Regions from separate parts of the Mus musculus genome. Here regions 1 and 2 are each linked to region 3. Evidence: chromatin loops called from intact Hi-C (ENCODE). Cell type or tissue: heart. All regions are shown on one strand.

Region 1 (8,000 bases), 54 kb before region 3:
CTCCTTCTCTTGTTACCATGGAAGAGTAGTTTGCACAGTGGCTAAGTGGATTTTTAGAATCCTTGTTTTATTTTTTTACTTTTATTAATTTTGATTGCTGCATGTGTGCGCCCGCTTGCTAGTATGTGAACCACATGCATGCAGCTCCCACAGAGGTCAAAAGAGGGCATCAGATCCCCCTGGATCTGGAGTTACAAGCCACTGTGAGCCACCATGTGGAAGCTGGGAACAGAACCGCACTATTCTGTAAGAGCTGTGAGGACTCCTAACTCCTGAGCCATCTCTCTAGCCCCTTGTTTTCTTTTTCCAGCAAGCTGAATACATTAGTTTTCACTAGCTCTCATGAGATTCCTGCTTTATGGCTTTCACATCACTTTGACAGCCTGAAATAATAAGCCAGTAATAGGGCCATTGGGCCTAGATAGATGAAGATTGTCAGGTGTGCCCAGCCTTTGATATTGCAACACAACAATGTTATCTATGAAATTTTTCTATGAACCATGCAAATAATGAGAGAGAGAGAGAGAGAGAGAGAGAGAGAGAGAGAGAGAGAGAGAGAGAGAGAGAGAGGTAGTAGTCTGGCTTGCTCTGGTGTGCACACATGCAATGTGCATACATGTGAGTGTGTGTAAGTGTGGGTAAAGGGATAACATATGATGCTTATAGAGGTCAGGAGACAACTTTGGCTATTACTCCTTACCTTCAAGCTTGCCAAAGACAGGACAATTCCAGGCTGGCTTGCTCACACACTTTCAGGGATGGTCTCCTGTCTCAGCCTGGCCTCTGGCCACAGGAGAGCCAGCGTTAGAGAGGCTCACACCACCGAATCGAGCTTTGCTGTGAGTTCACTGGATTCAAACTCAGAGCCTCACACTCGTATAACAAGAGCTTTTGCCCACTGAGCTGTTTTTTTCCAGCTATGCTAATGTCCCAGGAAGTTAACTGTATTGTATTGTGCCTCAGTCGTGGCTGCTCTACAGTGCAAATGACCCTACGGACGAAGGCTGGACACACCTATTCTCTCTCTCTCTCTCTCTCTCTCTCTCTGAAAGAAAGAAAGAAAGAAAGAAAGAAAGGGAGGGAGGAAAGAAGGAAGGAAAAGGAAGGAAGAGAAAGAAAGAAAGGAAGAAAGGAAGGAAGGAAGGAAGGAAGGAAGGAAGGAAGGAAGGAAAAGGAAGGAAGGAAGGAAGGAAGGGAAAGAAAGAAAGAAAGAAAGAAAGAAAGAAAGAAAGAAAGAAAGAAAGAAAGAAAGAAAGAAAGAAAGAAAGGAAGGGAGGAAGGAAGGAAGGAAGGAAGGAAGAAAAAGAAGCTTTTTTCTTTCAACTCTAGTAGATTTGAAGCAGCCTTAAAAATGGGTCTACTATTTTCAATTCCCTCTGCCTGGCCTTTCTGCCTGTTTAATCATCATCTTATATGTCTATTCCTATACTCACTCTTTAATCATACAATTGTGTCACGTTTGCTGTTGTTTGGGCTTGGGCTCTTTTGAAGTAGTTACATCTTAAGAGAATGACGATCTCTCTTCTGTCCATTACTGGTCAGGGTCAACATATTTGTTTCTACAGCAGATCTACTCTTAGGCCCTTTAAGCTTCCATACCAAGAATAAACACCTCTTCGTACACTTGGCCTTGCCACATGGTAAGAGTATAAGGACAGATGTTTAAGCAGGCATTTGGAACCCTGGAACAAGTCCTTCCTATCTTTCTCTTCTCTCACTCCAGTCGAATCCTCTTCCCTCTCTTCAGACCCCATCTTGGTCAGAGAGATGATGCTTTAGTGGGGAATGTCTTTAGCTTCACTCCAGGTACTTTATTGGGCTGACAGCTGGGTAAACAAAGGCACACCGTCTCAGCATCCAGGCAGTGAGGGTGGACCACTGCTGAGCAAGGGGAGGGACTTCCATGATGTTGGCTTCATCCCCTTGTGTCTAGTTCCATATCTCAGTCTGTTTGGGACAGAAGTAAAACCCAGGGTTCACTACTTCATTTCCTTTATGTAAAGGTAGGGTGGCTTCCCAGAAGATAATAGCCAATCTGTGTTTCTAGGTCACTGGCCAGAAGTGTATCGGATAACTCATCCTGACCGACCACTGGAAAAATTTAACAGTAAGGCATCATTTTTTCCAGATAGCAAAAGAAGGAGGGAGTTGGGAATATCCTGTGTATAATTAGAGGTTAGATCCATGATGGCCCCTTTCCAGTCTGCCTTCCCACCACCTGTCTGGTATCCCTCCTGCAAAGCTTTCCCAAGTGCTCACACCATGTCCATAGTGATCCTGAAGTCACAGTCAACTGGACAGGTGCCTCCATCCCCATGGGGCAGAGGTCAGTGGGTCTTGCTGAAAGAATGAATGGGCACGAGGGTGTGCCTCTTGTGAAGCGTGCCGGAAGGCAGCTGCTGGAGGACAGTGAGGAGTGCTGAGTAAGGCACTCTCCTGTCCACCTGGCACCCCGTTCCTGTCCAGGGGCATTCCCCTGGTGAAACGTGAAACCACAGTCCTGACCACTTGGATTCATTAAAGCACACTGGGGAGCCTTGTGCCAAATCCCTACATCTCACGTGTGCCAGGAAGACACGAGTGTGGGGTGGTAGGCTGTCTGTCTTCCTAAACTTTGTATGTGTAACTTTTAAATAGTCATTTGGTCATTTTGGATACAGCTCTTAGCTCAGTATAACAACACGTACATTCATTTGTTTATTTATTTATTTATTTATTTATTTATTTATTTATTTGGTTCTTTTCAAGACAAGCCTTCTCTGCATAGCCCCTGGCTGTCTTGTAGACCAGGCTGGCCTTGAACTCAGAGATCCACCTACCTTTGCCACCCAAGCACTGGGATTAAAGGCATGAGCCACTACCACCCACCTTAATATATACAGTTCTTAAAGTGAGCAAGACATTCCTTCAAAAGAGCTTTTCTTGGTTATGCATGACTGAACACTCAATTTGAAATGCAGTTTACACTTTTGGGACTTTAGCCTAAAAAGATGTTTCAGTGCATATGCAAAGAGGTATATAAAAAGCTTTAATATCCAATTTTTAAAATTCTATGGTTCCTTAGGAGTTGGGTAAAGTAGGAGATGAAACACACACACACACACACACACACACACAAACACACACACACACACACACATGCATGATCACACCAGACATCATAACAGTACAGAAATGTCACCAGGTGTATCAGGCAGACCCTGTCTGGATCAGTTGCCAAAAGTGAGGTTATATATGTGCACAGAAACGCTTACCAAAATGTCAGACCGTAGCTATCTCTCAATTCTTCTCATTTTCCCACATTGTTTGATATTTTAACCAATGTGTGTATCTTTCTTTTATACTCAGAAGAAAAAAACCATTTTCATCAAAGTCATTGTACACACATATGCTTTGGGCTCATGGAAGAACATAGTGGGGAAGCCCTTATGAAACTTCAGCTATTAGAACCTGAATAATCCACCATTTCCTCCTTGCTTTGTGGTCAGGGGAATGAGAAACCAGGTGAACACTAATGGGGATCATATTATAACTCATAGTCCTCAGACTTGGACTCCGGAGCATCTTCCCTGCTCGCCCAAACCTCCAGTGAATGACAGTGAAGAGTACGGACTCTTATCACTTATCATCTTATCGTCTTATCTTAGTGAGTAGAGGGGGCTGGGAGCTGTGCAAGCTGATTGGTGTGTTTAGGAAAACCTTTCAACCTCAAAGGCTAAGCAAAGAGTATTTTCTGGAAAGTCCTGAGTGGAACCAAAAATTGAATTCACAAGTTCAGTCCCTGAATGAAGTGAATGAAGCATTTAGTACAGAAACCTGGAATAACTGATTTAAAAAAAAATTCTCTTTGAATTTCAGATTTCAAAGAACAAGTCTGAAAGACTTGGGTATAAGTGCATCCCAGAGAGACAGTTACTGATGCAGGGTATTGCTCTATTTTTATGGGGGGGGGTATTGTTGTTGTTGTGTGGGTAATATGATAGCTAGTAGTGAAGTTCCAGTGGACTCATATAAAAAATATATTAGAAAACATAAGGTCAGAGCCCAGTTCCCCAGAATACCCCATAGCCTCCTGTACAGCCAACCAAGTAAATGGGACCCTGGAATGAATATTGGAAACCACTGAACCAGCCTTGCCTGCCGAATATGCCTGTATCATTCATCACGTTGATAGAAAACCTCCAGATAAAGGAGTTTCCAGGCTTAAATAAAGATTTAAAAATATGTGTTCAAAAGTTAGCTGTGTCTGGGCTCCGGTTCATACTAGTTTACCTAGGGTGATTTTCATTTTCACTGACCTTGCGTAGAAAGAACCACTGATCATTTTCCATAGATCTCAGCCTTTTCTTTCTTTTTTCTTTCCCTGATTTTTCTTTTATGGCTATATCATACACAGAAATCCCAAAACGTAATTGAGTTTCTCTTTTTTAGATAAAGCTCCACAATAGTAAATTGAAAGATGAAAGTGATTTTCCTTCGAGAGGCGGTTCTGATGCCTGGTTCCTTGGATCTCCTGCCACCAAAAAAGGAGTCGAGGAAATTGAAACAAAATGAAACAAATGTCACGGTCTGGTCTTTGTTAAATTTCTTGCTGTCTTAGCAGGATGCTCTTGTCAGTCAGTCTCTCTAGAATAAAGCAATAGTTGCAGTGAAGTTGGACCAACACCTATTCCCTTAAGATCTCAATCAGAACACGAATCCAGCAGTTCTATCTCCCCTCCCACGCAGCCATGCACACAGAAGGTGGCGCAAGGAGACTTGAAAATGTAATGTCAAAGCCCTCTGTCAGCTGGAAAACTCGGGAATCTTAGACTTTTCCAGAAATAGCTAGTTTAACTTTTTCTTTTTTCTTCTTTCCTTGTCATTGTTAAGAAGCCTGGAAAGAATTCCAGATGGCGGGTCAGAGTTTTAGAAAGAAGTACTAGAGTCTCTGTTAACCCCAGTGTCAACAAAGCATAAATCACACTAATAAAATGAAAGGCAGAGGTGAAGAATTTGGGTCACAGGCTGGGAAGATTGCTTAGCACAGGCAAAATGACCAGAGTTAGGATTTCTGGTACCCATATAAATGCTGGGTGGGAGGGGTAGCTAGTCTACAGTTCCAGCCTGGGACAAGGAGACAGGATCCCTGGAACTGGCTAGAAACACTAGCCATATTGGTGACATCTGGATTTGATTGAGACATCCTGCCTCATTGAACAAGATGGAAGAGCAATTGAGAAAGATTCCTGACAGAATCCTTGGGTCTCCACATAAGCACACATGTACACACACACATTCTCTCTCTGTCTCTGTGTCTCTTTCTGTCTTCTCTCTCCCTCTCTCTTTCTGTCCATCTTTCTTATTTTCTTGCCCTCTCCCTCTTAGAAAAAAAGAAGAAAGAATGCATTCCATGATGTGGATTAGTATATATCTACAGTTAAACTTGTCACACAGGAACCATTGTGACCTTTCTTTCCATTTGAGGCTTTCCCTACTCTCCAGTTCCTGAGGCTTCTGATGTCATCAGGTCTCCATCAAACTTGACAAACTGATGGTGCTGGGGCGGCGGCGGGGAGGTGGGGGGGGGGGGAGACTAGTCTGAAGAACTCCAGTCACCAGCCTGACTCCTATGACCAATCCTGTTGACACAAGTATGCGATCACCACATGGCTTTGAAACCACAGGCACAACAGTGAACAAGAGGCTGGGGCCTCAAAGGAGAGACAGGATAATGGTAGACAATGAGTTCTTGAGGCAGGAGAAGCCTGCATGGTGTAAGCAACTGATGCTCTCATAGAAGGGTTATCCTCAGTGTCAACAGGGGCATGCCTTCCATCGCAGAAAGAGCAGAGTGCCTGAAGCTGGTTCTAGAAGTTGCTGAGTGGTCTGAAGATGAAGTAGAACTCATCTCATCCCATGGGAAACCATGATGAGTGGGAGGCAGATGGAAATGAGGCATGGAGGCTTTGGAGGGTGAGGAGAGGGTAACATTGTAACACTGTAATGCTGTAACATTGTAACACTGTAGCATTGTAACACTGTAACATTGCAACACTGTAACATTGCAACACTGTAACATTGTCTTCCTTGCTCTGGAAAGCAAGTTCACTGGGGAGATTTTATAAAATCTTTTCAACCCTGTTGAGGCCCTATTCAATATTTATGCTAAATACTGGGAAGTGTCTTTGCCCACCTACCTTTCTCTGAAATTGTTCAAATGACCAGATTCAGGGAGCTTTATTTAAACACACTCAGCAGCTCCCCCCCCCCCCAAGGGATGCTATGATTAAAGACTAAGGGCAGACTTTATACCAAATGAGGAGTTGTGATGCTAGAACTTAGAGCAGAGTGGGATCGCTCATGGGGATCGCCTAGAGTTCAGAGTGGCTAGCTGAATCAAAGCACAGGCCTCCTCATGCTTCCCAACCACTGGGAATGAAGAATGGACAGAGGTTTCTTAAGAGAACTGCCTGTCAGCTTCCTGACGTGTGGGCTCGCTGGGAGATACCTGCTCTGGTCATCTGCTCAACATCCAGAATGCTGATGCTGCACATATACATATTTATGGACTGAGTCCCGTGTGGAAATGCAACAGCTAAGTCCCAAAGAGTCGTAGTGATCCATACACTATATATGTGTATTTGCAGTGCATTTTCCTGTGTTACTTGGGCTATGACAGTGAAGAGCAGCATTTTGTCTATGACACGTGTGAGACAGTGGATGACCGGGAGGTCAGCAGACACTATGGTCTAGACCATTCTTTTGACCGTCTCTCAATTCTCATTTACATGCTTCCCGTTAATAGACAAGCATGTTTTCTTTTTTAACTTTTTAGATTTTTTTTTTACGTCAATATTACTGGTTATTGGCTTGGAGAAACGTTAAAGGCTCCTGCCTCAACATCCACTTTAAGGTATTCTGAAAAACACCTTGGAATATCTGTTTTTGTGTCTTCTATGCCCTTTTGGGGAAGAGGGGGGACTAGGATCGAGACAAGAGAAGACAAAGGGACGAAGTAAAAGGCAGAATGAGACCCACACTGTCTTCACATTGATGCTTTTGTCTGAAGTGTGGGACTCCCTTGGAAGCTTCCAGACAGTGAGTAGGTCCTAAGTTTAGTCAGATTCAGAAAGGAGCTGAGAGACAAGTGTTTCGAGTGGTCCAGCGCGTACCTGCAATCCATGCTCAGGAGAACATTGTGCATTGCCTTGGAGGCCAAAGCTTTAAGGTGTTCAGAGATATTGATGATAGAGCCTTCAGTGTTTTAAACTTTTGTCTTCTCCTCACTGTGTCCTTGCCATCAGGTCCCTCCCAGAGACTAAATCAATCCAGGGGCTGAGGGAAGAAGGTCCTCGTGCTATCCCAGGCTCCATTTTTCCCATCTGTGTTTCTTGAAAACCAGACCAGGGCTAGCCACTTGGCTGCTCACCAATCAGGATCCAGAGACCTCTTGCCCTCTTCTGGCCTCTATGGGCACCTGTGCTCCTGGGTACATAGCTTCCCCTACAGATAAAAGTACATGTCTGTCTGTAGTGGTGGCATTAGAAGTGAAGCCTCCCATGCCAGGCAGGTCCGTTACTACTTAGCTGCGAATAGTGCCCAGTAATGTTGACTTCTTCTCAAGGGTTTTCTTTTACTGAGCTTCTTGCCTTTGTAGTCCAGGCCCCGACTCTTCTTGGTCCTCCAGGCCTCCTGCTGTACCATTCAATGTCTTCCTGAAGAAGAAGCACTAGTCGTTTGTCCATATATAATTTTTAAATCACCAAGGCATATTCTATAAAGAGAATTTGTAATCTGTGTTTACATGAAGCCAAAAGTAAAAGTAAAAAGGGCCATTGTTGTAGAATCAGTCGTGAAGAATTTCAGATTCGGGGCTGTTTCCTTAATAGAAATGTTGAAGGTAGAATTCTCTTTTGGGAAAACAGAAAGCCATCTGTGCCTTAGGTATAAATCAAAAGGAAGAATGTTTTTAATGGAAGATCCATAAGCTCAGATTATACATGGCCACTACACTTTTT
Region 2 (8,000 bases), 54 kb after region 3:
TATATATAAAATATATCATAATATATGTAGTATATATAATATGATATAGAAAATATATACTATATATAAAATATAACATAATACATACAGCATATAGATAATGTATATATAATAAATATGCTATAAAGTATTATATAACATACTATATATACTATATATATTACCAAGCATTTCATTAAGCTCTCTTGAGAACTCCTTCTCTTGGCTGAAATTCCACCAGTCTCTTTTAATTATTTGTTAAAGCTCTATACAAAGTATATCTGTTTTCATTTGCTCCCCTCCACCCCCTCCCATGTATCCTCTCCACTCAGGCTGGTTTCCTCTCTTCTCAGTTCTCACTTCTTCTTCTTTATTGTTCATGTGCCACAACCATTTCAATTTTCTGCATCCATTAAGGTCTCCTGCACCCCTTGAGGATCCCCTACCTGTATTGTGATCTCCATGTACATCCACATACACGCACACACTTTTAAACTTTGGCTCTGAGCACAGGAAAACATGAGGTATTTGTCTCTCTGAGTCTGTCTGTCTTTTGGTTAGCAGGTCAAATTCATTGTTGTGAAATTGTAATGATTTTATTTTTCTTTACTGCTGTGTAAAATTCCATTGTAGGCCTGCTACAGGGAGGTGGGAGAGAGAAACAGGAGAGGCCTCAGAAGTTCACAGGTAGCCTGTGAGCTCACACAGTGGGGGTTGTGGGGAGAACAAGGCAGAAAGGATAGGAACAACACATGGACATGCACACACACATATGTGCGCACACTCTGGAATCCACAAAGATGAACAAGCACATATGACACAGACAGGAAAATGTCATTGCATACAACCACTTCATTTTCTGTAGCTATGCATCTGTTGATGAGCACCTAGCAGACTCTACAACAAGGCTTTTGTGAATGCAATACCCGCAGGACACACAAGTGTCTTGTAGTGTGTTGACTTCAGTCCTCTGTTCTCAATCCCGACAGGTGCACCAGGACCATTTGGTAGTTCTAGTTTCCGGTTTTTAAGAAACCTCCAAACCAATTTCCGTAATTGGTAGGCAAGCTTACACTCGCTCCAGCTAGTATATAAGGGTTCCTCTTTCCTCACATCGCGCCAGCATGCCCTGCCATTCATTTAACAAAGATGGTCATTCTGAACGGGATAAGATAGAGTCTTAAAGCCGTTTGAGTTTTCCCTGCTAAGAATGTTGAACACTGAGCTGGAGAGATGACACAGAGGTTGAGTGTATGTGAGAGCCAGCATCTGGTCATCAGGGATGGACCCAACAGAGATTTCACATTACCCAGTCTTTAGATTCCTCCGATGGAGACTTTGCTAGACTCAAAAACACCCCACTTGCAGTCAGTCCTCTCACCTATCTCTCTGCCTCCCTCCCAACCTCTCTCTCTCTCTCTCTCTCTCTCTCTCTCTCTCTCTCTCTCTCTCTCTCTCCTCCAGCAGTCCAGCAGAATTCTCTCATGCTGTTGGCTGCCGCTGCTTGTCACTCTGAGCTAGACTCTGCCTGGATCGGGGGCACGGGTCCTCCGTGCTAGCCCAGGCTTTAGTAAGGAGTTTATCAGGCCTCGAGGCTTATACATTTGGGGGCCTTTCCACCACGGCATCCAAACCCTCCCTTCTATCTGCAGTTGTGGAACTGAAGGCTCTTCATGCCAGCCTGAATCCCAGCAAGCTCGTACCAACCGACACAATCCCAGTAGGAAACACAGGCTCTGAGAAACAAAGCTCTCAGTCTCTTGACATCATCCGCCTTTTTCGATGTGCTGCTGTCAGCTTCACAATAGAAACACAGTTCTGGCCCTGTTCGAGGGGAAGGCAGGAGACCTTCTCCTTACCTGAAGAATCAATATGCAAATACCCATCAATTCCTCCACAGGAGCACTTTCTGTCTTGATTTGCTCCCAGTTCTCAGAACTAGCTCTTATGGGAGGTAAGGATGACAAGGGACCCAGTGCCTGTCAGTATGAAGGTCATTTGACACTTGAGAAGCAGAGTCTTTAGATAGAGGTATTCTGATCCTAGAATACCAGTGTAAGAGGGTCTGCAGGTGGAGTTGTGATTCCAACCCTGCCACCAGCAAACGTTCTTAATTGGCAACAGTTCTATGTCTCATTTTAGCAGATGGAGTTATTTTTGAACCATCCATTGGATTGTTGCAAGGATAAAAACCGAGCCTTAGATCTGCAAGCTGTATTTGTATGTGCACACGTGCACATGTGCTCATTCATTGCATGTTCATGTATGTGTACATGCAATGTATATGCATACTGTGCATATCAAGGCCAGAGGTCAACCTCAAGTGCCATCCCACAGAAACTGTTCACCTTATTTGTTTGCGGCAGAGTCTCTCACTGAGACCTAGGAATAGCAAATAAGGCTAGTGTGATGGTTTGTTTATACATGCTTGGCCCAGGGAGTTGTACTATTAGGAGGTGTGGTCTTGTTGGAGTGGGTGTTGCCTTAGTTGGAGTAGGTGAGGTTATTGTGGGAGAGGGCTTAAAACCCTCATCCTAGCTGCCTTGAAGTCAGTCTTCCACTAGCAGTCTTCAGATGAAGATGTAGAACTCTCAGCTCTGCCTGCACCATGCCTGCCTGGATGCTGCCATGCTCCCACCTTGATGATAATGGACTGAACCTCTGGACCTGTAAGCCAGCTCCAATTAAATGCTGTCATTATAAGACTTGCCTTGATTATGGTGTCTGTGCACAGCAGTAAAACCCTAAGACAGCTAGCCCATCTGGCCAGCAAGCCCAGAGGTCTGTCTGCCTCTGCCTCCCCAGTGCCGGGATTATACATATGTGGCAGTGCCCCCAGCTTACATAGCAAACACTTTACCACCTGAGCTGTCTCCTCAGTTCCTTTTATAATACTTTCTAAGAGTTTTAGAAATATAGAGGCTTCCTCTATAGGAAGTCCAAGGCGTTAGGCTTCATGCCCCCATTGGCTATGTAACTCAGCTTTGTGGGAGAGAACAGACTACAGACGAAAGCAGAGGAAGAAGATACTGGAGGTCTTCACCCTGCCAATCAATCGGCCTGTGTGACAAGGGTTAATAAAGGCTTCAACCCTGGGAAATCCCTTTCCTTAAGGAACAATAATAGCAGGGAAGCAGTGGCCTTAGTCCTGGGCTCACTGAGCTCAGTTCAACTGCTTCCTGGGTTGTTCCCTAGCTCAGTGCTCCCCCTACTGGCTAAGAACTAGATTTGCTCACATAGTGCTGCTGGTTGGACTCAGACAGACAGATCAAACCTCAAGTCACCCCAGGGCATGCTAGCCTCCCACTGTTGTCAATCCCAGTAAAGCCCACCCTGAGCTTGTCACCCAGGGTTCCCAATCCGGTCCACCCAGCTGAAGTCTTCGGCCAGAAGCTGGCTGATCTAAAGCAGCACGTGACTGTCCACAGAATAGCCATTCTTGCTTGTGGATCTTGTGAGGCAGAGGTGAGCAGGTACCTCCCGGGGGGTGTGTGGCCTGCAAAGTACAAGATTCTGCCGTCTGACTCTGTGCATCGAATGTTTATCTGGGGACTGGGAATGTAGATCAGTAATAGATTGCTTGCCTGGCATGTACAATATCCTGGGATTATTGATATCACACACACACACACACACACACGCACACGCACACGCACACGCTCGCACACACACACACACAGGCATCAGTTTTACCCACTTATTTTCCTTTTTTGAAAATAGATTCTTTTTTATAAAATGTATTCTAATTATAGTTTTCCTTACCCCAGCTCCTCCCAGTTCCTCCCCACCTCCCCTACTACCTGGATCCACATTTTTTTTTCTTTTCTTTTCTTTTCTTTTCTTTTCTTTTCTTTTTTTTTTTTTTTTTTTTTTTTTTTGGTTTTTTGAGACAGGGTATAGCCCTGGCTGTCCTGAAACTCACTTTGTAGACCAGGGTGGCATTCTTTCTGTCTCTCCTTAAAAAAAAAAAACAGGAATCTGAAGAAGAAGAATAAAATAAGATAAACCAAAAAACAAACAAGTCAGATTAGGACAAAGCAAACAAACAGAAAATTTTGTTTAAAAGCCATAGAAATATCAGGAGGAATACACACAGATGCAGAGACATACATGTACACACACAGGGATCAGGAGCACATATAGATGCAGACACACACACATGTGCACACACAGGAATCAGGAGCACATATAGATGTAGACACACACACACATGTGCACACACAGGAACCAGGAACACATATAGACACACATACATGCACACATGCTTGCTGATCTATGAAAGGATCAAGTTTAGCTCTTGGTACCACACTGAGAGGTTCACAACCACTGTAACTCCAGCTCCAGGGATCCAATTCATCCTTCTGATCTCCAAGGGCATCTGTTTACACATGTGGCATAAGCACACAAAAGCACACATACATGTACACATAAAGATAGATAACATATATAGACAGATGACACAGAGATGATACATAGATACATAGAAACATAGATACATAGTTGATACATTGATAAATAGATAGATACATAGATACATACATAGATAGATACATAGATATATAGATATATACATTATACATAGATATATAGATAAAAGATAGACACATACATATATAGATAATAGATAGATAGATGATAGATAGATAGATACATAGTTGATACATAGATAGATGATTGATAGATATATAGATAGATGATACATACATAATACATAAATATATAGATGATACATAGATAGATGATAGATACATAGATAGATACATTGGTGATACATAGATAGATAGATAGATAGATAGATAGATAGATAGATGCATAGATACACAGATGATACATAGATAGATAGATGACGATGATAGAAAGATAGGTAGGAGACAAATAATAAAATAATTTTCAGTTCAAGCATTAACAATTTGCCAACAATATCGGGTCAAAGTTCATGTCAAACAGCACTCCGTGAAAATGCAGTCAGCCAGATAAATGTGGTGGAAATTTTTAGAGAGTAAACTATTGGATTTCTTCAGTGAAGAAATAAGCATGGAGGAAATGGAAGAGAGAGTGGTGAGCTTTGCAGAGTGAAAGGCTTGTGAAGGATCTGGGAGCAAATGAAGCATCAAGATGAACCCAGACACTCAGAAAGGGCCATAGAGTTTGAGCACAGGTGGAGGCTTAGACACTGGGTGTTATTTCTACTGCTTTATTTCTGATAACAGCATTGCCAGCATATCTCTCTCTCTCTCTCTCTCTCTCTCTCTCTCTCTCTCTCTCTCTCTCTCTCTCTCTCTCTCTCTCCCTCTCCCCCTCCCCCTGCCCCTCTCCCTCTCCCCCCCCTCCCCACATATATATCATCTCCCTGTCTTTCTCCCTAGCCTGCCCCCATCTCAAAAGACTCGTTCTCCATTAAAGTTGATTTAATTGAGCTACTTATTAGATTCTCATTCTCTTCTTGGGTCTTGCAGCAAGAGAATACAGTGTGGTAGAAGCCAAAGGTTGATTGGTGTAGAGGAGGGGCTGTGACTTGAACTCAGGGCCCTGACTGTGCAAAGCAGGCTCTGTCTGTGCCCAGCTCCAAGGCTGATATTTAGTGAACCTGGATAAGGAGGATCTGAAATTCGCTATAGGTTTTCCCTCAAACTTTATGTTTAGAACTTTTTTATTATAGGATATTCTAATTTTTTTAACTATATGTTTAAAGTTCGTCATTTAAATAACCCTCCAGCCATGTTAGTTCATGCAAGAAACCCTAAATGAACACAGGTATCACCAAAAAAGGCATGGAAGAAGGGGGCCTTGTTAGAGTGAAGGGTTCACTGGAAGTAGGATGGAGAAATGATGGATGTGACGAAAATGTGTGTGTGTTCATGTGTGTGTGCATGTATGTGTAAATGTGTGTGCATGTATGTGTATGTGCTGTATGTGTGTATGTGAATACATGTGTAAGTCTGCACATGTGCATGTACATGTATGTGTGTGTGCAAGTGTGTGCATGTGTGTACATGTGTGTATATGTGTGTGAATGTGTGTTCATGTGTATGTGTGTATGCATGTGCATGTAGGTGTGTGTGCATGTGTGTGTGTGTGTGCTTGAAATTGTCAAAAAATCAATTTTTTAAAAGAGAAAATAAAAATATAAAAGATGTGGAGAAATTAAATCCCAGTTGTGCCGGCCATTTCTGTTTGTAAGGCCCACAGAGCACGTTGTAAAGCCCCGTGGAAACTGACTGAGGTACTAAGAGTTCAGAGACTGGAGTCACCCTTGCCTCGCACAGTGCAAGGCTGGGAGTCCACATCCCCACCTAAGCCAAGTGGGATCAGTCCGGTTCCTCATGTGCAGGAAGTGTTCAGGACCCCGTAGCTATCGCATGGGCTCTGAAACTGCATGTATGATTGCCATGAGCCTGGTTAACATGTGATCTCACTGAATCATTGTGAACAATGAGACATCAACTCATATCTCAGCACCCAGGAATGTGAAGCCAACAGCGGGGATTGTTTTCAGTGTCTACTTATGCTTCCCTGATGGTTTAGAAGCAACAGTCAATGCAGGGGCAATGGGATTGCTAATGATGCTTTTAGACATGTGTAGGCACCAGCACCAAAGGCCAAGGCAAGGGTCTGGGAATCTTCCACCTCAATGAGTAGGGTCTCTCATTTACAACCCAAGATTCCTGCTGAGCCTGGGAAAGCCCTGAGTCCCAGGACACTCCTCCAGCTAAGTCTTTAGCAAGCTCTTCATTAGCCATGAGGTACTCAGCACTGCAAACAAACAAACAAAAATCACATTAACTAAAGAATATAAGATTTGGAGCTCAGAGAGATGATGAGTCAGCGGTTAAGAGCACTGACTGCTCTTCCAGAGGTCCTGAGTTCAAGTCCCAGCAACCATCTGTAATGGGATCTGATGCTCACTTCTGGCAATGCAGGTAGACCTATATGCATAAAATAAAATAAATCTTAAAAAGAATGTAAGATTTGGGCCATCAGGCCTGTGCTGTCTGTCTTTAATCCCAGCACCTAGAAAGCTAAAGCAGGCAGATCTTTGTGAGTTTGAAACTAGCCAATGCCACATAGTGATCGCTGTCTCAATAAAAGCAAATGAACTATAATAGGGCAAAACAATAAATAAATAAGATTTGGGTAGTGAGACACCACCAGCAATAAAATGAAGTTGGACCTCATCAAATAGACTGCCTCTCTTCGAATTCTTGAGTCTTGTTTTGGGGAGGGGATGTTATTAGAGAGATGTTGGGATGTGTAATATCTATACCTTGAAAGGGGGGAAAGGGGAGTGGAGCAAGGCCAGTGTCAGAGCGGCATGGGAAACTGAGTCCTCCCTACACTGTGTGTGTCAAGCCTGTGACTTCTTCTCTGCTTCCCCTTCAGAATGACATCACTCCCTTACACGTTGCCTCGAAGCGAGGAAATGCAAATATGGTGAAGCTATTGCTGGACCGGGGTGCGAAGATCGATGCCAAGACCAGGGTAAGTGCCCTGCCCAGCCCGGGCCTGTGCGGCTCTCCCAGAGGTAGAAACCTTCACCTGATGCCTATCCTGTGTGGAAATGCTATTTTATTTCTCTCTGATTTGTTGCTGTCTCTTGGGAAATAATTCCCACTTCATATACTGTTGGTATGTGTCTAACTGGCTGTTTATGGAGTATAGCATACCCTGCATGTGCCTCTTACCTTAGCCCTTGACTTAGGTAGGCAACTCAACCATTAGGATTTTGTCATCTCAAAATTAGAAGAACAAAATACCCTGCCAGCGACCAAGGTGCTTGTCAACTGTGTCAGCCCGAAATCCCAGTCAGGACGAGTACATCACCAAGCCCCAGGTCATATTAAAATCGCATCCAAGAAACAGCATCTTCCTGACTTAGCAGAATGGGACACACATATAAATGCACAGAGACTGTGGCAGCATGCACAAGGACTATACAGGTTCAGTCCAGACAGGGTCCCAGTTATGAGAGGGCAAAGTGGGCAGAAGCTCCCAGCCCTCATCCAAAAAAAAAAAAAAAAAAA
Region 3 (8,000 bases):
TTTGAGATGAAAGTATTTAGTGACATAGTGACCCAAACATTTATTTATCATAAAATAAGTTTATTTTGATGATGGTATGATAGTGCTATAGATTTGCTTCAAAATGCTTAATTTGCTTAATAAAAATGAAATTAAACTAATATTTATAAACCAAAAGAAACTGAAAACAACTTGGTTTTTAACCTTCTCTATGCTTTTTTAAAAAAGATGTTTGGTCATAAGGCAAAAGATACACTTGCAATCTTTTTATTCTAATGCAAAATATTTGTATTTATATTTTCTTCATACTAGCAAGAGCTGGAAATCAACATTAAAGTGTGCCACCCCATTAGAGTGTGGATAAACAGATGTCAGGAGATTATGTAACATCAATTTCAATGTTTATCAAGCAAATATCTACAGCAAGCAAGGAAACATACAAATTTGTAGCGAATAAATCCCTTTAGGGGTCTGTTTACACTTGTGGTAGCATTCATTTTGGGAAAATAATTTTGGGTTGTTGGTACTGTGGTGATTTTTTGTTTTCTTGTTTGCTTGTTTCGTTTCTCCTTTAGCCAAGGGATATGTGACTTTTGACAAGTGCCAATCAGTAGCGTTAAAGCCACTTTGCAAAATCGGGATATGCTTTCAAATTCAGTTCAGAATTTTAGAATGTTTTGCACCTTGTACTCATTATTCTAGTATCTTACCAATTCAATTCACGTGTTTCTATACACCTGTCATGTTTTGAGACCACTTGGCTAGATTAAGATAAATCATTGTTAAACACATCTTGGTCACCTTTTGATCTCCACAGCAGAGTTATATTATGTTCTCAGGCTGTGTTTGTGGGGATTTTCACACGGCTTCATCTTTGAAGTGTTCATGCTCTCTCATACAAGAGACTAGACTTCTAAATATTTGTAAATGATTTAAAGAGGAAAATCTACCAGATAAGGGTCCACCTCAGTGACCAAAGCCAACCTGTTAGTTCCAGTCTGGAAGTTTCCAACTGCAGGATTAGTGACCACAATGGTGTTTCCGCAGCAATGGTATGGTATCGATCATGAAGAACATTCATGTGTTTCTCTGCGGAGGCAGCTCCCACGAAGGGAGGATTGTAGCTATCCCCATATTCTTTCCAGGAACTTTGGAAGGGACATTCTGAAGACAGTGTTCTTTCCTGGGGAAGTGTGTAGAGCTTATGTTTTGGAGAAGAGATGGACTGTCAAGGAGACAGACAAACACTGCTTGAGCAAGAACTAAGATGGTAGCACTCTACACTGTGTAATGACGGTGTACTGGCTGGTTTTGTGTGTCAACTTGACACAGGGTGGAGTTATCACAGAGGAAGGAGCTTCAGTTAAAGAAATGCCTCCATGAGTTCCAGCTGTGGGGCATTTTCTTAATTAGTGATCAAGAGGGGAGGGCCCATTGAGGGTAGTGCCATCCCTGGGCTGGTAGTCTTGGGTACTATAAGAAATCAAACTGAGCAAGGCAGGGGAAAGCAAGGCAGTAAGCAGCATCCCTCCATGGCCTCTGCATCAGCTCCTGCTTCCTGACCTGCTTGAGTTCCAGTCCTGAAGTGTAAGCTGAATAAACCCTTTCCTCCCCAACTTGCTTCTTGGTCATGATGTTTTGTGCAGGAATAGAAACCCTGACTAGGACAGACAGTGACTCTGTTGAAGCTTCAATTCCCCACTTTGCTGTGGTGGCTGCTTTCTTATGAGGTAGGTGTTCTACCTGATATCACAATGCCTGTCATAGAGAAAGTGCTGTAGACCCACCACTTTCCTTTTCTTTCTTTCTTTTTTTAAAATATTTATTTATTTATATTTATATGAGTACACTGTAGCTGTCTTCAGACACACACCAGAAGAGTGCATCGGATTCCATTACATATGGTTGTGAGCTACCATGTGGTTGCTGGGAATTGAACTCAGGACCTTTGGAAGAGCTGTCAGTGCTCTTAACCGCTGAGCCATCTCTCCAGCCCAACCCACCACTTTCAAAATGTGGTTTCAGAACCCACAGATGACCCCAAGACCTTTCAAGAGGAAGGCTCTCACCTTCTACTTGAATTAACAGCTTGAGGTCAGTATCCCTCTCATACTTCAGCCACATCAATACATATAGAATATAAGCATCCAACTGTCTTCTCCTGCCAGACCTTAAGACATTTGCATACCCTAAAAGTAAGAGCAGTCTTTGCCTTCTTTATTTCAGGAAAAAATATAATTGATATTTTCCCATAACATGCATCTGATGGTTCCATGTAATAAAGTTGCTTTTCTTATTTGAAAATAAATTAATTTAATTTTTTCCGGTTTTATTTTTTCCTGGGCACTATAAATGATAGTTGAGAATGGACAGGGCCCCCTGAGACAACTAACCTCAAGGGACGTGCCTGTAGATACATTGCCTGGTCAGCCTTTGGCTGGTTTTATGCTCAGTTGCTAAGAAGCATTATGCAAATTAGGTCAGGCTCATGGATTTGGTCCCTGGGTGGACAGTGATATCCACTTACTTTAATGGTCCCAACCAAACAACTTAGCAAGCAGGCTGTAAGAGACGACTTTAAAGTAACAGTGGATGGCCATGGTAATCAGGGAGTCCTTTTGTGCTGTTTCATTTGTTCGGGCCCTTTAGATTAGCAGTCCTGGGAGCTAAATCTTACAGCTGTTTTTACTTTTACAGTGAGGGTTTGTTATGGTTTGAATTCCCACTCATGTAAGATCACGTCACTTGTGAGTTGAGGAGCCAGGTTTGAAGAGAGGCATCAAGGGTACAGAGCCTAAAATCAGAAATGGTTAAGCCAGCAAAGATGGATTAGCCTAGCACTTGCTGTCCGTCCACGATAGATACCTCTGAACCAGCTCTTTCGTCTGCACATGGGTACAGCTCCTGAATGTTAGTCTTCACTCCCAGTACGTTTTGTAGCGTATCCAATTGTTAAAACCACAGTAACCCAAAAGACACCTACTGCCTTGTAACCGTTCAGACCTGCAGTTTTCAATAACCTTTCCAACAACCAAGATAAACCACCTTGAGGCTAGGCTGAAGTCTTCTCTTAAATGTATAGCCAAAAAACAAACACACACACACACACTCACACAGAGCAAGCTATCTTTGTTATGTTTTTCTTGGACTTAAAAAAGTTGTTGATCATCCCATACATATTTGCTCATTTAAAAAAAATTTTTTTTTTACTGTATTCAGTGGAAAACTGGTAATGTTTCCTTTGCAAATTTTAACCAAGGGAAGGATGAATGAATTAAGATACCCAAATCATTTTGTGTTTCTGTCAGACTCTTGTCTCATTTCACTTACCTCTTCTTGGAATCCATTGTATCCAGTGATCATAGTTCTTGATCAGTACATTATCATATAGTGAGAACTTACTGACGGCTGTGGATGTAACCTAGGAGCCAAGTGCTTTCCTTAGCTGGGAGGGGTCCTGAGTTCAATCCCCACCACCACCGGGACAGCAGCAGAACCACACTTTCCTCACTGTGTCTTTAGCACAAACTTCTAAAACCTTCTTAGTAACCATGGTTTGACATGGAAATGAAAAGTTGGATAGACGTCCTGATTTGACCATCCGACATTGGATGTGTGTGTTGAATTATCCTTTTCAACCCATGGAATTATTAAAAATTGGTTGGGAAGAACTGTGGCATATTGAGTCTCCTCTCAGTAGACTCGTGGAAGGGGAATGGTTTCGTTTACCAACAGCTCCAGCTGCACCATCTGTTGTGCAGAGTTTAGCATGATCAGTTCAAGCCTTCATCTCACCGGCTAATTTCCCCCTCCCTCCCTCTGGTGCCGTGTGGCTCACCCTTCAATTCCGCCCAGCCTTTGGTCTCCAGGCCTTTAATTATCTAACTAGGAATCCTAGTCCAGCAAACTGTCATTTCCTGGCTGATCTTACCACAAAGAGTGTTATTTGGGAAGCGTGCAAGTCAGTATTTTCGTTCACAATATTAAGCCTGACCACACTCAGAAACAAAGTCAAAAAGAACTCAAGAAAATGTTCATCTACTCAAGTAAATTTTTTTTTTACCTCTGTCTACCTAGCCCAGTTTTAGCCTATCACTGTTGCTGTTTTGAGTTGCTAAGTTTAAATTGGTCCCTGGATTAAATATTTTAGGACACATGTCAAGAGCTCCCACTTAATAAGAATCCCGAGGCTTGAGCTTTTCAACCTGGTTTTGATTCACACTATGCTAAATAAATGGAAAAGTCCCAAGCAGCCGACGCATTTATGTAATCCCCCACACGGAACACCGGAAGTTGCTTCCGCGCAGATTCTGAGTGTCTGCAGCATCCAGTAGCATAGAGGGGTATTTTCAAAGCCGCTGTTCTTGTTTAGCTAATCCCATGGAATAAAGTCATATTTGCCTTGTTAACAAAGACCTCCAAGTTTTGATTGCATGATACTCTCCTACTTCGTTTTCTCTTTAAAAGACAGACCTGTCTGCCACCATTGTCATACTGCCGCGTGAGGAGTAAATCCTGTTTAGACTTAGATAAGGGACTTGTGTTCTCTAAGCCACATGAAGTGACATGGATTGTCCTTTGTGGAAAGGGAGGTTGGATCAGTGGAATTTGGAAAGCACATCCAAATTAGGGGCCCAAATGGGGGGTGCAGGGAGAGGAGGAAAATGGGAGGGGTGCAGGCGGGAAAGTTCAGCTAAGTCGTTCTAATTTACACTGTAGTGTAGTGATGTAGTATTGTCTTCTTGTAACATGAAGGATAGAGAAAAGCATTAAATCCGCGTTGGCCAGGTACTTCCCTGCTGTTGTGATTAAATACTTGACAAGAAGCAACTTAGTGGGAAAGGCAGGCAGCTTAGGTCTGAGGTTTGCTGCAGACAGTGCCTCTGCAGTCCTGAGGCAGCCTGGAGAAGTGAGGCCAGTCCTCCAGTGAGAGACCCACGTCCTTCAACGTGACTCCACCCCCTAAAGCTTCCATGACCTTACAACACAGTGCCACCTGCTGGAGACTAAGTGTTCAAGCATAGGCGCCCGCAGGGGACATTTCATACTCAAATCATAACCCCACGGAGCCCAAGTGACATTCTGAACGAATTTTCTTTCCTTCAGTTTTCTGACCATACAAAAGACAAGGCACGGTGACCTTTTCTTACCTCAAGAAATAAAATGTGCTTTAAAAAAAATAGGATCGTACATTTTTGTTCTGTAACAACAAGCTACTGGCTGATACTGAATCGCTATTGTATCAAATCTACTGGTTTTAAGCTCTACGCTCACTATTTAATAAACAATATTTAATATACTCACTAATATTTAATATTTAATACACTCACTATTTAATAAACAATATTGCAGTGAGTCAAGGCAGATACATAAGGACCTAGTATCCTAACCACATTGTAAATAAAGACTTCATGATATACACCTAATGTTCCTTGGGGGATGGTTGCTCCAGACAGCCACATTCCTTGGTATCCAATACTTTGCAGGCTTCCTCTAAGTCACAGGCAAACAGGACATGATCATGTGAGGGAAACCAGAAGCAAAGGAACCAGATGATAACCGTGACCAGAACTAAGCAGGGAATGACTGGCCATGAGAAAGGTTACGGTCCCATGAGTCTACCATTCTTCCCAACAGACAGGAAAGGATTTGGGTCTCGCATTAATACTGGGGACCCCTTTCATATATAGACTGTATATGATACCTCAAATATAGACTATTATCAATGTTACCTGCTGTCTTCTTCCAGTCCACATTGCGTTCCCCTTTGGAAAAAGAAAAGTCCCTGAAAGAAATGTGGTCACCAAAAGGACTGAGTTTCCTTGAATTTATGTGTTCAGATAAGGAAATTCTCTGCCTGCAATCATTAACATTGACTGTCAACTGGAGGAATCTGGGATCAGCCAGGAGACACGCCTCTGGGAGTGGCTATAAAGGAGCTATCTAGAACAGGTTAATTAAGATGGGAAGAGCCACCTTAACTATGGGAGGCACCATCACATAGGCTGTAGTCCTGGGCTGAATAAAACAGAGAGTGAGCTGGGTAGGCACTAAAACCCATCTCCTTCTGTCTTCTGATAGTGGATACAGTGTGGCTAGATGTCTCTAGTTCATTGCCATGTCCCCAGGGTTCTAGTTTCATCCCAAAACAAAACTAACGAACAAGCAAACAAAAACTTAAGAGAGAAAAGGATTTATTCCACCTTGACATTCCAGGTTTCTGACCACCATTGAGGGAAGTCAAGGCAGGAACATGGTGGCAGCCCTGTTTGCTATTCACACATCTTACCTCTGATGGAGGAAAGTACAGCATCCCTGAAGGATGCTGCCTGCTGACCCACAGGCTGTTTTATTCTCATCTAGCTTTCTTATATGGTTCAGCACCACTTGCCTAGGGCTTTTACCACCCACAGTGGACCCTCCAACCTCAACAATCAAGACAGTCCCCCAAAGACCAATCTAACCCGTAGCCCAATCTGAGCTAGGCAGTTCTCTAATTGAGATTCCCTTCTTAGGTAATTCTGGGTTGTATTAAGTAGACAGAGTTAACCAAGATGCCCACCATTAATGGACTGAACCTTTAAACTGTAAGCCAAAGTGAACCCTTTGTCCCTTAACGTTGCTTTTATCTGGGTATCTTATCACAGCAACAGGAAAGTAAGAAACCAGCACTGTTCACAGCCCAAGGCTCCCGAGCTCTGACAAGACTGTGGAAGTCGTTTCTTCCACTGTGTGAGTTAGCACTTCTCTTGTGTCTCTTTGTTCCCAGAGCTAAACCATGCCCAAGTGCAGCAGAAGTTTCAGACTGGTAATAAATATATCTGCCAATTATAGTTCTTAAAAATAATTTCTATGCCTGTGGTTACTTTTTAGGCTATTGATACAATTGGTTACATATTAGAATGATCAAAGATTTAGTGTAAGATTTAAGATTAGTGTATCCTTTTGTATGGCTTTGCCTTTATACAAGTACAGACAAGCTTGTCCTGTACAAAGATACCCTAGAATAGAATAACGTGAGTGCTTCCTGTTAAGGTTAAGGTTCATAAATACTTTAAATGAGTAACCACACCTATTTTCACACTATCCTAGCCACAGCAGAACTTAATTAACGTTGTTACAGTCTTTGATAAATTGGAACAGTCACAACTCACCATTAGTCATAGGAGTGGTGTCTGCATCCTGGAGGTATCAGGTCATCTGATCACATCATTGTATCAATTCCTAAATGTTACTTCAGTGTCCTGGTAGCATAAAGACGATGGTTCCCAAAGCCTCTGCAGCATCTTATAGCCTCCATATTATAAGGACAACTGAAGTTCTAAGTCAAAATGGTTTGAAATTCCACTAGCATAAATCAAAGCAAAATGCTCTTGCATTGACCTTGTAGGGTTAAGAAGTCACAACTCTTCCTTTCATGTATTCTATCCTTTGATAAGAAAGCAAACCAGGTGTGTGTGGGAGGGTGGTGGTGATGGTATTTGTTGGTTTTGAGACATGGTCTTACTATGTAGTCCTGACCTTGACCTGACCTTGACCTGGGGTGTTCCTCCGACCTCAGTCTCCCAAGAGCTGTGATTACAGAACGGAGCCTTCCTGCTTAGGCTGAAACTTGGCTCCTTGATGCCTCAGAAGCATTAAGATCAATTTGCATCCTGTTCTGTAGCCAGTGTCAATTTTATGTTGGAAAACCTTGGAAAATAACTCACCCTTTACCCACCGACCCCAATTCCCACCAACTTACCCAATGGTAAAAAATTAAAACGGTGTCTATATTTTTATTTCTAATCTGGCTCCAGTTAAAAGCTCAGGGGTCAGCATACTGAGCGAGGCACGAAGCCCCTTGGGGCTAAGACACTGGCTCTTCCCTCGGAGGTAAACCATCATCATAGACAGAGGACAGTTGGGGTTTATCAGAATGTAGCATGGGCAGTCTCTTCAAAACACCATCTTCGCAAAAACAAAAACAAAGACCCATACCTGTGCCTTGTGTGCTTCAGAGCTCCTCCCCACCCCCCCCT

The links. A loop is a pair of places that touch in the nucleus more often than their neighbours do. Peaks named below come from ENCODE experiments on the same cell type or tissue, not always from the same donor. Only the 100,000 strongest peaks of a DNase experiment are listed, where the experiment ranks them.
Region 1: it touches region 3 in a loop (2.2-fold over the local background); 2 of 42 quality-filtered maps call a loop at or near these places.
Region 2: it touches region 3 in a loop (2.2-fold over the local background); 7 of 42 quality-filtered maps call a loop at or near these places.

Annotation. Positions count from the first base shown.
Region 1 is chr10:69,734,060-69,742,059 of GRCm38, forward strand. The region is part of intron 1 of Ank3 (ankyrin 3, epithelial); the gene reads left to right. Among named protein-coding and RNA genes, the nearest start is that of Gm33416, 130 kb to the right of the region's middle. In heart, a CTCF peak has its summit at 4,744 (motif pointing right); no DNase peak of the experiment used is centred here.
Region 2 is chr10:69,842,747-69,850,746 of GRCm38, forward strand. Ank3 (ankyrin 3, epithelial) reads left to right here. Exons shown (of 43, transcript NM_146005.3): 8 at 7,360-7,458. Among named protein-coding and RNA genes, the nearest start is that of Gm33416, 20 kb to the right of the region's middle. In heart, a CTCF peak has its summit at 3,190 (motif pointing left); no DNase peak of the experiment used is centred here; H3K27ac peaks cover 367 bases.
Region 3 is chr10:69,788,347-69,796,346 of GRCm38, forward strand. All of the region lies in intron 1 of Ank3 (ankyrin 3, epithelial), which reads left to right. Among named protein-coding and RNA genes, the nearest start is that of Gm33416, 74 kb to the right of the region's middle. In heart, a CTCF peak has its summit at 4,980 (motif pointing left); a DNase peak (open chromatin) is centred at 4,925; H3K4me3 peaks cover 84 bases; H3K27ac peaks cover 1,768 bases.